Linked DNA regions of Homo sapiens: regions 2, 3 and 4 are each linked to region 1. A link is a contact called in ENCODE Hi-C or POLR2A ChIA-PET data. All regions are on one chromosome and are shown on one strand. The core of a region is the stretch at or near the end of the contact, and the rest is flanking DNA. Distances in the headings are between cores, read along the strand shown. Region 1 holds the start of TMEM209 (transmembrane protein 209). Region 2 holds the start of STRIP2 (striatin interacting protein 2). Region 3 overlaps LINC-PINT (long intergenic non-protein coding RNA, p53 induced transcript). Region 4 overlaps LINC-PINT (long intergenic non-protein coding RNA, p53 induced transcript).

Evidence for each region. Hi-C counts contacts between places; a loop is a spot of excess contacts on that map. ChIA-PET counts read pairs that join two places held with the same protein, here RNA polymerase II (POLR2A). Pooled maps may share reads with other maps.
Region 2: a pooled map shows a loop between it and region 1 (8-fold over the local background). The contact joins the promoter of STRIP2 here to the promoter of TMEM209 in region 1. A Hi-C loop is called at or near these places in 7 of 50 pooled maps. POLR2A ChIA-PET finds 5 or more read pairs at or near these places in 2 of 52 experiments (activated CD4-positive, alpha-beta T cell and activated CD4-positive, alpha-beta memory T cell).
Region 3: a loop to region 1 is called in a pooled map, with 11 times the contacts of the local background. The contact joins the enhancer-like site here to the promoter of TMEM209 in region 1. A Hi-C loop is called at or near these places in 7 of 50 pooled maps. POLR2A ChIA-PET finds 5 or more read pairs at or near these places in 2 of 52 experiments (OCI-LY7 and WTC11).
Region 4: a pooled map shows a loop between it and region 1 (2.7-fold over the local background). The contact joins the enhancer-like site here to the promoter of TMEM209 in region 1. A Hi-C loop is called at or near these places in 1 of 50 pooled maps. POLR2A ChIA-PET finds 5 or more read pairs at or near these places in 3 of 52 experiments (SK-N-SH, activated T-cell and naive thymus-derived CD4-positive, alpha-beta T cell).

What each region holds. Positions count from the first base shown.
Region 1 is chr7:130,204,120-130,206,667 of GRCh38, forward strand. TMEM209 (transmembrane protein 209) reads right to left here and starts at 1,287. Exons shown (of 15, transcript NM_032842.4): 1 at 1,254-1,287. The coding sequence starts at 1,256. It also overlaps a transcript of SSMEM1 not described here. RefSeq lists a silencer at 1-64 and enhancers at 726-1,525, 1,202-1,381, 1,442-1,551.
Region 2 is chr7:129,433,168-129,435,715 of GRCh38, forward strand. It overlaps STRIP2 (striatin interacting protein 2), which reads left to right and starts at 1,265. Exons shown (of 21, transcript NM_020704.3): 1 at 1,265-1,434. The coding sequence starts at 1,306. RefSeq lists a silencer at 1,145-1,624.
Region 3 is chr7:130,958,770-130,961,317 of GRCh38, forward strand. The region is part of intron 5 of LINC-PINT (long intergenic non-protein coding RNA, p53 induced transcript); the gene reads right to left. Among named protein-coding and RNA genes, the nearest start is that of LINC00513, 47 kb to the left of the region's middle. RefSeq lists enhancers at 1,228-2,427, 1,754-1,843, 2,397-2,486. Within about 2 kb of position 1,267, at least 16 of the 41 ENCODE cell types and tissues checked have a DNase peak (open chromatin) inside an H3K27ac peak, as active enhancers do; they include OCI-LY7, where a contact is called at or near this core.
Region 4 is chr7:130,895,867-130,898,414 of GRCh38, forward strand. All of the region lies in intron 6 of LINC-PINT (long intergenic non-protein coding RNA, p53 induced transcript), which reads right to left. Among named protein-coding and RNA genes, the nearest start is that of LINC00513, 16 kb to the right of the region's middle. Within about 2 kb of position 1,270, at least 28 of the 41 ENCODE cell types and tissues checked have a DNase peak (open chromatin) inside an H3K27ac peak, as active enhancers do.

The DNA of each region.
Region 1 (2,548 bases), core at 37-2,536:
AACAAAAAGCACAGGAATTAACCAGAAGAAACTATTGCTCCATTTAAAAACCAAATTTTGCATCCCTTATAAAGGTAACTGAAACCGCATATACCTTCTCTCATCTTTAAAATGTTTTATCAAAACTTCTTCCATTTTAATATCAGTATATGAAAAGGGAACCCAAAATTATATGTAACTTAATTGGCATCACAGTGTAATCAACAGAGAAGTGGCTGGTTATTTATCTATTTATTTGTTTTGAGACGGAGTCTTGCTGTCTCCCAGGCTAGAATGCAGTGGCGCGATCTCGACTCACTGCAACCTCCGCCTCCCGGGTTCAAGCGATTCTCCTGCCTCAGACTCCCGAGTAGCTGGGATTACAGACGCCCGCCACCGCGTCCGACTGATTTTTGTATTTTTAGTAGAGACGGGATTTCAACATTTTGGCCAGGCTGGTCTCGAACTCCTGACCTTGTGATCCACCCGCCTCGGCCTCCCAAAGTGTTGGGATTACAGGCGTGAGCCACCGCGCCCAGCCGTGGCTGGTTATTTAAGAACAATTTAATACTTCCAATACATAAAAATGTCTTATTTTGTAATTTAAGGGTTATGTCTAGAAATACTTTGTATTTTGTCTTTGGGGTATGTTACACGGACTAGGCAAAAGGCTAACTTCAGAAACTCAAAATGTCAAGTTTTGGGAGACTATATTCCATATCTGCTGTAAGTCATAAAGACTGTTGTACATCCTCATGCAGACGCCATTACTATCTCAACAACTCTGCACTTGGACAGCTGTACTCCAGGGCTCTCCCTTTTGTGTGTGGATAAAGGACAAGGATCCAAGTTTTAGAAGGGCACGTACTTATGATGGGGTGGTGAGCGGAGTAAGAGGGAGAGAGGGGAAAACGTGCATTGTTTTGGTCCACATTTGGGATTTATAATTCCTCCTTTCTTCAGCTAGGCTCAACTCTTACAGACCGTGCAAAACTTGTTCCAGCGACAAGCAGTCGTATCCCACAGAGGACAGAGCAATAGCTTTCGCGCCACTCAGCCCCCGCGTCCCAATTTCCCAGTCCAGAGCTTCCCTCCCCGGCTCCTGGGCACGAACTTCAGCAACCCTATTGCTTCTTTCTTCCCTTCCCCTAGAGAGGCGGAACGCCTAGCCACATCCCCCTTGGCTGAACCCAGGACAGATCAGCAGGCGCGGAACTCCCACAACCCGCGTAGATTCCAAGACAGGAAGCACAAACACGACCCCGAAAACGCACCATGTCCTCTGGCCGGAAAACGCAGGCTCGCGCCACTCTCTCTGGGCATGCGCAAAGCCAAGCTCAAGCGGGAGGCCACCGGCAAGCGGCTCTAAAGTTACCGGAAGAACTAGGTAGTCTCTTCTCGCGAGAAAGGGAGGGGTCGCAGGCCCAGGCGCTCGGAGCGTTACCAGGGAAACAGGTCTCGGTTTTGCGGCTCCCACTCAGCTGCGGGAGAAAGCTAAGCAGCAAAATTCAGACCAGGCTCTGAACCCGCAGTAAAAAGTAATAATTGTAACAAGCTGAATTTTGTATCTATTAATATAATTTTAGCTTCCCTAGGGCATTTATGGACTCACATGTGTAAACTGATTAAGTAGGGCGGCTCACCGTAGGATAGAGTGGCGTGATAAAGTGGCCAGACACCATCAGTGACAAAGCATTTCTTTCCCCTGTGTTAAAGTATCTATGTCAAGAGTCCTGACCCCATGTAATTTTTTTTTTGGTAGAGACAGGGTTTCGCCATGTTGGCCAGTCTGGTCTCGATTTCCTAACCTCAAGGGATCCGCCCGCCTCAGCCTCCCAAACGCCTGCTGGCCTCCCACCGCCTTTTGGGATTACAGGCGTGGCCCACCGCGCCCGGCCTAAATTCTTAATCTGTTTAATAGGGTGCAGCAATAACAAGCACACCCAAAATTTGTTTTATTGAAGTTGCTAGTGGTTTTGAGGTTAAAAATAATAACACATTTTCGTATGTATTTTTTGGAAGAGCTGCTCATCCTGAGGAAAAGGTTGAGCTTTGTTTTATTTAGCACAAATACCTACAAGTGTGCCGCTGAGCCAGGCGCACGGATATAGAAAATAAGACCTTCCTGGTTATTACCCAGAGGAGCTCAACCCCAGCGGAGGCCCACAGATGCATTTCGGTGGCAGGTGAGGTGGATGCAGTGCTCCCCAAGGAGGCGCATCCAGCCCAGCCCCAGCTCTCGCGAGCTTCCTGGAGGAGATGACGCGTTAGAGTCCACAGCCAGAAACCCAGGGCCTGGGGACTTGTTCTGAAGTGTGCCTCCTAATAAAAACATTAAGCCATGCCACAGTAAGCTAGTGGATTACATCATGTATGTCCAATGGCCAAAGTTTTTCCTAAAATGATCCTAAGATTAATACCACGTGGTATTGTATATTAATGAAAATCGGCAGGTATGCTGTGCTCTTGAAGAGCTGTTAAGTTTTATCATTTTTAGATTGCTTTAGCAGCAATGTTGTTTTGCTCTAGTTTTAGATTTAGAGATGAACTAACTGGAAAATTGTTCAAA
Region 2 (2,548 bases), core at 15-2,514, 770 kb before region 1:
GAATGAGTTGAGGGCTAAAAGGAAAGCTTTGTGGAGGAGGAGGAGGTGACAACTAACTAGAATCTTTATGAGAGAAAAGGAATCAACCAGGAGAACAGAAGACAGTCTCCTCCAGAGAACAGCATAGGCAAGACCCTGAGACAAGATAGAATATGATACCTTGGAAACCGCAGGGAGGAATCTGCAAGTGCCGGTTTCTTCATCAGTAACATTGGATTCGTAAAAACACCCTGTCGGGGAGAGGTATGATGTGATATTTGGAAAGCGCTTACTGCAGTGCCTGGCACCAAGCTCAGTTCAACAATCCCCCAGACCCTTCCTAAAGCAACCAGGCTGGGGACAGCGATTTGGTCCCACCTGTTCCCCTGAGCCTACGTCTTTGGGGCTTCTATTACCAAGCCAGACTGTCTAAATATTTACTACAAGCTACTTTTTAAATTCAGGAGAGGGCAGATCAAACAGCCTCTTTTGCCCCCAGTAACAATGAGCCCTTAGGAAGCATCTAAGAGAGAGGAAGGAAAGAAAGGACTGGCGAGCAGGTGAGGGTGGGGGCTTGCTCTACCCTCAACATTTACACACCATGAGGAAGAGGCCCCCTACAGCAGAGAAGGGCAGATGACAGGAGCAGCCCTCGAGGGCACCACCAATTTCAGTGATGGAAAAACTCCCCCATCCCACCCTTAGACCTCCAGTCTCCCAGCCAAGCCCTAGCTCCGGGCGAGATGCGTTCTCTTCAGAAAAACGCTGAGAATTCTCAGCTTCCAGAGACAGCGAGTCCCTCGTTTCGGGCGATGTCCCTGGCCACCTGGCGGTGCCATCCCTCCCCTGAGACTAAGCGGGATATGGGACGTGTGCAGGAGCCGGGATATGGGGGGCCGGGTCGGTGGTAACAGGGAAACGGAGACTGCTGTGGAGCAGTAGGCGGAGACTAGAGCTCCGGAAAAGGTCGCTACAGGGACGGGGGTGAGAGCTGAGAGACACCGAGTGAGGAGCACAGAGATAACCCGCCTGATCTCAAGGCCCAGCTTTCGCGAGGTGTGGAGCCTGTAGCTAACCTAGGAGTCTCCGTCCGCCAGCAATGCCGCAGGACTAAAAAGATCCCCTCAAAAATCTCTTCATTGAGCCCCCACCTCCTCGAGTCCCGCTCCGGCCGGTCGAGCAGCCAATCGCCTCGCGGGGCGGGGTTGCGGCGAGCTGCCGTAACCAATAGAGGTGGAGGGGGCGGGGCCTGGCTCCCGGCGCGCGGCGGTAGGGTCGCCTCCGGCAAAGCGAGCTGAACCCTGAGGGGAGCCGCTGACCAGCAGCATGGAGGACCCCGCCGCGCCTGGGACCGGGGGCCCGCCCGCAAATGGCAATGGCAACGGCGGCGGCAAAGGGAAGCAGGCGGCGCCCAAGGGCCGCGAAGCGTTCCGAAGCCAGCGGCGGGAGTCAGAGGTGAGGAGCCCGGAAAGCTTCGGCTGGGGCCCGGAGACGCCCGCCGGCGGGAAGCGGCGGCTGAGGTGATTCGGCCTCGGCCCCGGAGCCCTCGGCGCGCTCGATCAGCCCCGCGCAGTGGGCGCCTGCGGGGTCCTAGCGGCTGAACTCTGGGCTCTTTGGCCCGGACCAGTGTCCGCCCGTCTCCTGCCGCGGGTTGGGGGCTTTCTAGCCCTCTGGCTTTCCCCCGCTGCGCGAAGATGAGCGCGGTATTGAGCGGACCAGATACTTTCCAAATATTTATCTCACTTAATCGCTGCAGCCCCCTGAAGCAGAAATTCCGATCCCAGTTTATAGACGGGGGAACAGGAGCGGAGAGGTTAAGTGACTGGCTTGAGGGGTGGGAGGCTGGAGCTCAGCCGCAGGAAAGCAGGATTGGCGAGTGGGGCAACCGCAGTCCCCCTCCCAGGCTGCCTGCGGCGGGCCCCTGGGCCAGCCGAGGGACTTCTGCCCGTTCCCTGCCCGTCCCCTTCCCCCCGTAAGTCTTAGGCCGTTTCGGGAGCGCCTTCCGCGGACATCAGGCCCCTGCCTGTGAGGGCTGAGCGAGACGGGATTCAGGCAGGGGCAGTCCTGGAGTGGCTATCTGGAGGGAGCAGTCGCAGGATACAGATAGGAGTGTGAATATTTCGATCTCTTCCTCCTCTCCTGAAAAAAGAAACCCTATCTATGAAGATGAAAGCGTTGAATTATTATCACTTCCCTATCCCCTCATTGAGGCAGTTCCCATCAGTTGGATCTGAGCGGGGATCAGAATAGACGACAAAATATCAGATGTGGCAGGGTCTGCAGATATCATCTGGTATAACCCTTTCATTTTACAGACCTAAAAAAAAGAGGAGTGACTTGCCCAAGATCAGACATCTGGCATAGTTGGTGGTCAAGAACACCAGACTTTGGAGTAGTCAGACCAGGTTTTGACTCCTAGCCCTATCATTTACTACCTGTGTGATTTTCGGCACATTACGGAACCTCTCTGAGCTCCAGTTTCTTCATCTGTAAGATGAGATTAACACTGCCTACCTCAGAAGGTTGTGATAAAGTCAAAATGAGATAATTGACTATAAAATGTTTGGCA
Region 3 (2,548 bases), core at 17-2,516, 750 kb after region 1:
GTATTTTTAGTAGAAACGGGGTTTCACCATGTTGGCCAGGCTGGTCTTGAACTCCTGACCTCAGTGATCCACCTGCCTCGGCCTCCCAAAGTTCTCGGATTACAGGCATGAGCCACTGCACCTGGCCCGGTCATGTTTTTAGAGTGACATATGAAGACTCCTAGAAAATATTAATACAGAAGAACTAGCTTACTATGAAGATTTCAAAATACTAATACAAATTAATGAGGTACACGTGAAATCTTCCCTGGGGAACTTCATGAAGAAGATAAGCATCCCTCCTATCTGGGTAATTTGCATACCCTCCTTCCTTAAACGCTGAGGCACGGATTGGTTCATTGGTTCAAAACCCTATCCATTATTCTCATAGCTCTCTTTATATGACAAAAAAATTCTGTCATGTCCCATTTACTACTCTAAAATCAAATTTGTTGATAATATTAACTACTGTACATGCAGCTTTAAAACATGAATATCCTAAATGTACATAAAAGATAATCTAAAAGAAGCAATTTATAATAAAAAATACTTCACATTTCATTATATAAATAATTTTCAGGTACAATTAACTATGTAATCAAATAGATGCTTGTAACTTACTTATAAAGAAGAAGCTTGTATTTAAGAGAAGTCAGATTAGAAGCTTTCCATATTAAAAGTGCAGGAAAATGAAAGAAGTAGTATAGGTGGACCAGAGAATGAAAATGAATCTATTCTGTGTATATTAAAAGTATGCAAAAATTATTTTGCATTTTTATGAAAAAATAAAGTCTAGGTTCAGAAAATTATAAACTGATCTTTCCCTACACGAATGTCCAACAGGATAACTGAAAGTCATGTGTACTACAGGGCAATTCTTTATCTCTTTTCTACTGTGGGACATTAAGTTCTCTCGCTCTCACTCATGAAATATCCTTCATTAGGCTGGGCGAGGTGGCTCATGCCTGTAATCCCAGCACTTTGGGAGGCCGAGGCCGGCGGATCACCTGAGGTCAGGAGTTTGAGACCAGCCTGACCAACATGGGGAAGCCCCGTCTCTACCAAAAATACAAAAATTAGCTGGGTGTGGTGGCTTGGGCCTGTAATCCCAGCTACTCACGTGGCTGCAGCAGGAGAGTTGCTTGAACCCAGGATACGGAGGTTGCAGTCAGTTGAGATCACACCACTGCATTCCAGTCTGGGCAACAGAGTGAGACTCCATCTCAAAAAAAAACCAGAAAAATCCTTCATTGTACCACCAGAATACCCTCATAAATTTCCACTCTGTCACCTAGGGGGCGGTACTGCTTCCATGAGAACTCCTGACCAGATCATCTATGGGAGTTTCCTTTTAGTCTTCATCGTCCGTCGCACTGAGAATCAAATCCTGATGGACAAATCAGCAACATAGCTAGGAAGCACAGTAACTTAATATAAAAAAAGACTATGAAGAAATTAATTTAGTTTAGGCTTATGCCATTAACTGTAGCCATATTCAACATAATTTCCTCTTTTTGAGTTCAGGATGATTGGTTACTCCACATAGAACATGGAGTGGAAAGCTGTATCTTTGTGACTTTTATTTAGATAGCACAAAATGAGCCTGATTTTTAAAATGTGAACATTCAAACCTGGCTAACTAATGATAAAAAAGGGAGTTTTTCATAGAACTCTACAACTCTCATTTCCTCAAAACAAGAATTAATGCATTCTTTCACATGCGGTCATTACAGGAAGGGGGGGTAGCCATTTACTGTAAATGCCTTTCTGATGCAATTCTACTACCTCTTTCAAAGACAGAATTCATCCAAGAAGCCTTAGTCACTTCTTCAAGAAAAATGCCACCGCGCTGAATGTACACAGACTAAACCACATGCCTAAGGAAAAAAGATGAGCTGATTCCACCATTAGAACACAGTTCGGGAGAAAAGTGGCAGAGAGAGAGAGCTCATAGCTTGTCAGAGCAGATCAAGTAGTATGTCTGAAAATCCGCCCTTTAATGTAACAGTCACTGTTTCATAAATCAAATGCAAACATAGATTTCCCCTCTGCCTAACTTTTAAAGTATACTTCCTAAAAATATAAGACCCCACTTCTAAGCCAGTAGCAACTGTGGTGATTTAATTTTTAAAGTTTCATGCACGGAAAGAAAAATGGAATCTTATCTTTTAAAATTTGAAAATGAAACTATGTTTTGAAGAGGGTAGATTTCACAGGAAAAGGGTAAGACAGTGGATAATACGATAAAGCAGTTTGGATGGAAAAACTTCAGACAAATAGTTCTGAACTCTTCTCAAAGAGAGGATCAATTTTTCTAAAACCTCAAAACCACCCAAAGGGAAAAAAAGGAATAATTTCTCCAGTTTATCCTTACCCGGATGAGCATGAATTCTTCTAACAGCCAGATGCACACACTTGTTTTTATGGAGGAGTTACTGCTGAGCCAAAGCCCAGGAGTCACTCAAGACTGGAGGCTGCGTGCTGCTGGAGCCCGAAATCCCCTTGATGAATGAAACTGCACATCGTAATATACACATTCAGAGCGGGCTATTGGCTAAATGAAGGCAAT
Region 4 (2,548 bases), core at 20-2,519, 690 kb after region 1:
TCTTTAATGGCTCCCACAGTGACCAGCACGTGCCTTAAACTCAGAGCAGGTCAATCAATCAAACTCCTTTTAACTGAAAGTTTAGGATGTGCTTTTGCCACACTCTCAAGTAAGTAAGTAAATTCATCAGCAAATACCAAGTCCTAAAATAATGAATGGTACTTAGGAAACACATAAAGAGTGGTAGAAAACTAGATGGGCTGGGGTCATCCTGTGGAGGCCCTGGACGGCCCGGCTAAAGCATTTGGAACTCCTCTGTAGAAGTGTTTTGATAAAGAAATGATGTGATTGAAGCTATGCTTAATAGAAGATGAATTTGGCAGTAGGATGGGCTGGAGGGAGACAGTCGCTGTGGTGGTAGAAAGAAGAGGTGAAGAAGTGTTGCCAAGCCAGGTGAGAGCGTTTGCTACCATCTGCACTAGCACGCAGCGCCGTTCCTCTAGGGCCCCTGGAGCTTAAGGTAGTTCTTTTCTCACATCTGTCGCACTTAGGAAGATCACATGGTGATGCTGGCTTTTATTCTCCCTCCCTTTCTTCCTTCTAATAATTAGCAAGCAACAGTTATCTGCCAGACACTGTGCTATTACACAAGGGGGAGAGAGATGAAAGGCAGTCTCTACTCTGATGCCTTGTGGGAGAGGAAGAAAAGTATCTGGTTAAAACGCAGCATATTGAATTCTCTGATATGCCCTCCCTCCCTCTCTCTCCCCCTGCTGGCCAGTCTGTCTTCCATTTCTTTCTTTTTCTTCCAAAAAAAGGATCTGAGGCATAATGAAGGAAGTCAGCTAGGAATGGGGAAGAAGGAAGCTAATCTAATGCGAGGAATCCCTGGAGGAGGTGGCACCTGAGATGACTTTCAGGTGAGCAGGTATCAGCCAGAGGAAACCAGGAGGAAGGGAGAAGAGACGTGCGCAGACACAGGCTGGGGCAGAGGAGTGGGCTTAGCGGCCTCCTGAGACATGAGCTGGAACCTGGAAAATGAGGAGCCATGAAAGAGCTTTAATGAGAGAAAGACAATGACATCTACGCTTTAGAAGGATCGGTCTGGAGACAGCAGAAGGGCTTATCGGAAGGTAGTGACTCTGTAGTCAAAGAGATAGCAAAGTACAGATTTGAGAGATGCCACAACAGACGCATTAAGCCCTGGAGCTGGAATGATATGCACACTGAGAGAGTGAGGGAGTGAGGTCCTTGCTGAAGACCTTTAAAATGAGTTTATTTCACCCAGAAGCTCCAGCAAGGGACACACTCACTGCCTTGTGCTGGCCACGAGGTGGCAGCCTCGCACAGCCATTTTAGCAGAAAATGCGTCCCATCCTCACCGGCGCTCACCACCACGTGGGCAGAGCCACTAAAAAAATTCCACCACGGGGACAGGAGCTCTCTGAGCTTGCCCCATAAACACGCTTTTCTCCCACAGAAAGCCTCCACAGAAGCAATGAAAAAGTCAGTTGATTTGGGGAGAGAAGCGTAAAAGCTCGTGCTCTTCAGAGAGCTCTGGGCTGTTTCAGGGTGGCGGCCGAGCCCTCTGACAACTGCGAAGAGACGGAGACAATACAGGCTGGGGATGAAGCGGTTCGATGAAGGGCATTACCCCCAACGAGAACCAACTGGAGAACCAACTCGTGGAGAGCTCGGGCCCCATGACTCAGTCTGACCCGACGCTGGCGAATGCTGCTGAGGACCCTGAAAACCTGCAGGGACCCTGTCCCAGGCCAGCGACAGCCACCCCTCAGGGCCCCTGGTCTCTGTCAGGCAATGCGGGTCATCTGAGGGAGGCTGGGCCACAGATTCCACGTGTAGCTGGGAGGGGTTGCTGCGTCTGGCGAGGCAAGGGCTGCTGTCTAAACTTCCAAGGGAATGGTGTGGGCACCCCAGGAGGAAGGGATGCCCTGACCCCGCTGCATAGTCGAGGGCATGGAGAACCCATCCGACTGTGGCCTTGTGGCCCATCCCCATTCTCTGACGGGCTCATTGTGATTTTCAGCCACTTGCTATTTGCCACTCAGAGGCAAAGCGGCTGCAAGAGGTAGGAGAAAGCAAGAGACTCCCTCACCTGGAATAGAGCATCCACCGCGATCCCAGAAAAGACAAATCCCGTTGCAGGCACTTCAATCCACACAGCAGTCCTGGGATGAGGGTCCTGTTACCATCCCCATTTCACAGATGAGGAAACTGAGGCACAAAGCATGAAGTAACTTGAACGTGCCCAGAGTCACACTGCTAGCAAGGAGCAGAGCTGGAGTTTAGGCCCAGGTGGCCTGACCTCAGAGCTTGTGCACTACCCGCTGCCTGGTACAGTCCACAGAGAGGGGGCCAGTGCCCGGCCCAGAACCACATGCCCTGGGGCTGGAGACAGGTCAGGGCAGCCGAAAGGTGGAGCGCCCTCTCCAGCACTTCTTCCTCACCCCCTGCGGCTTTCTCCTGTGCTCCGACTGCCACCACTTGCTTGGGCAGCCAAGCATGACAAACTGGCCAGCCACCAAGCAGGACTTTTCAGAGGAGGAGTAAAAACCCTTGTATGAACGTACACTCTTCTTGTCACACA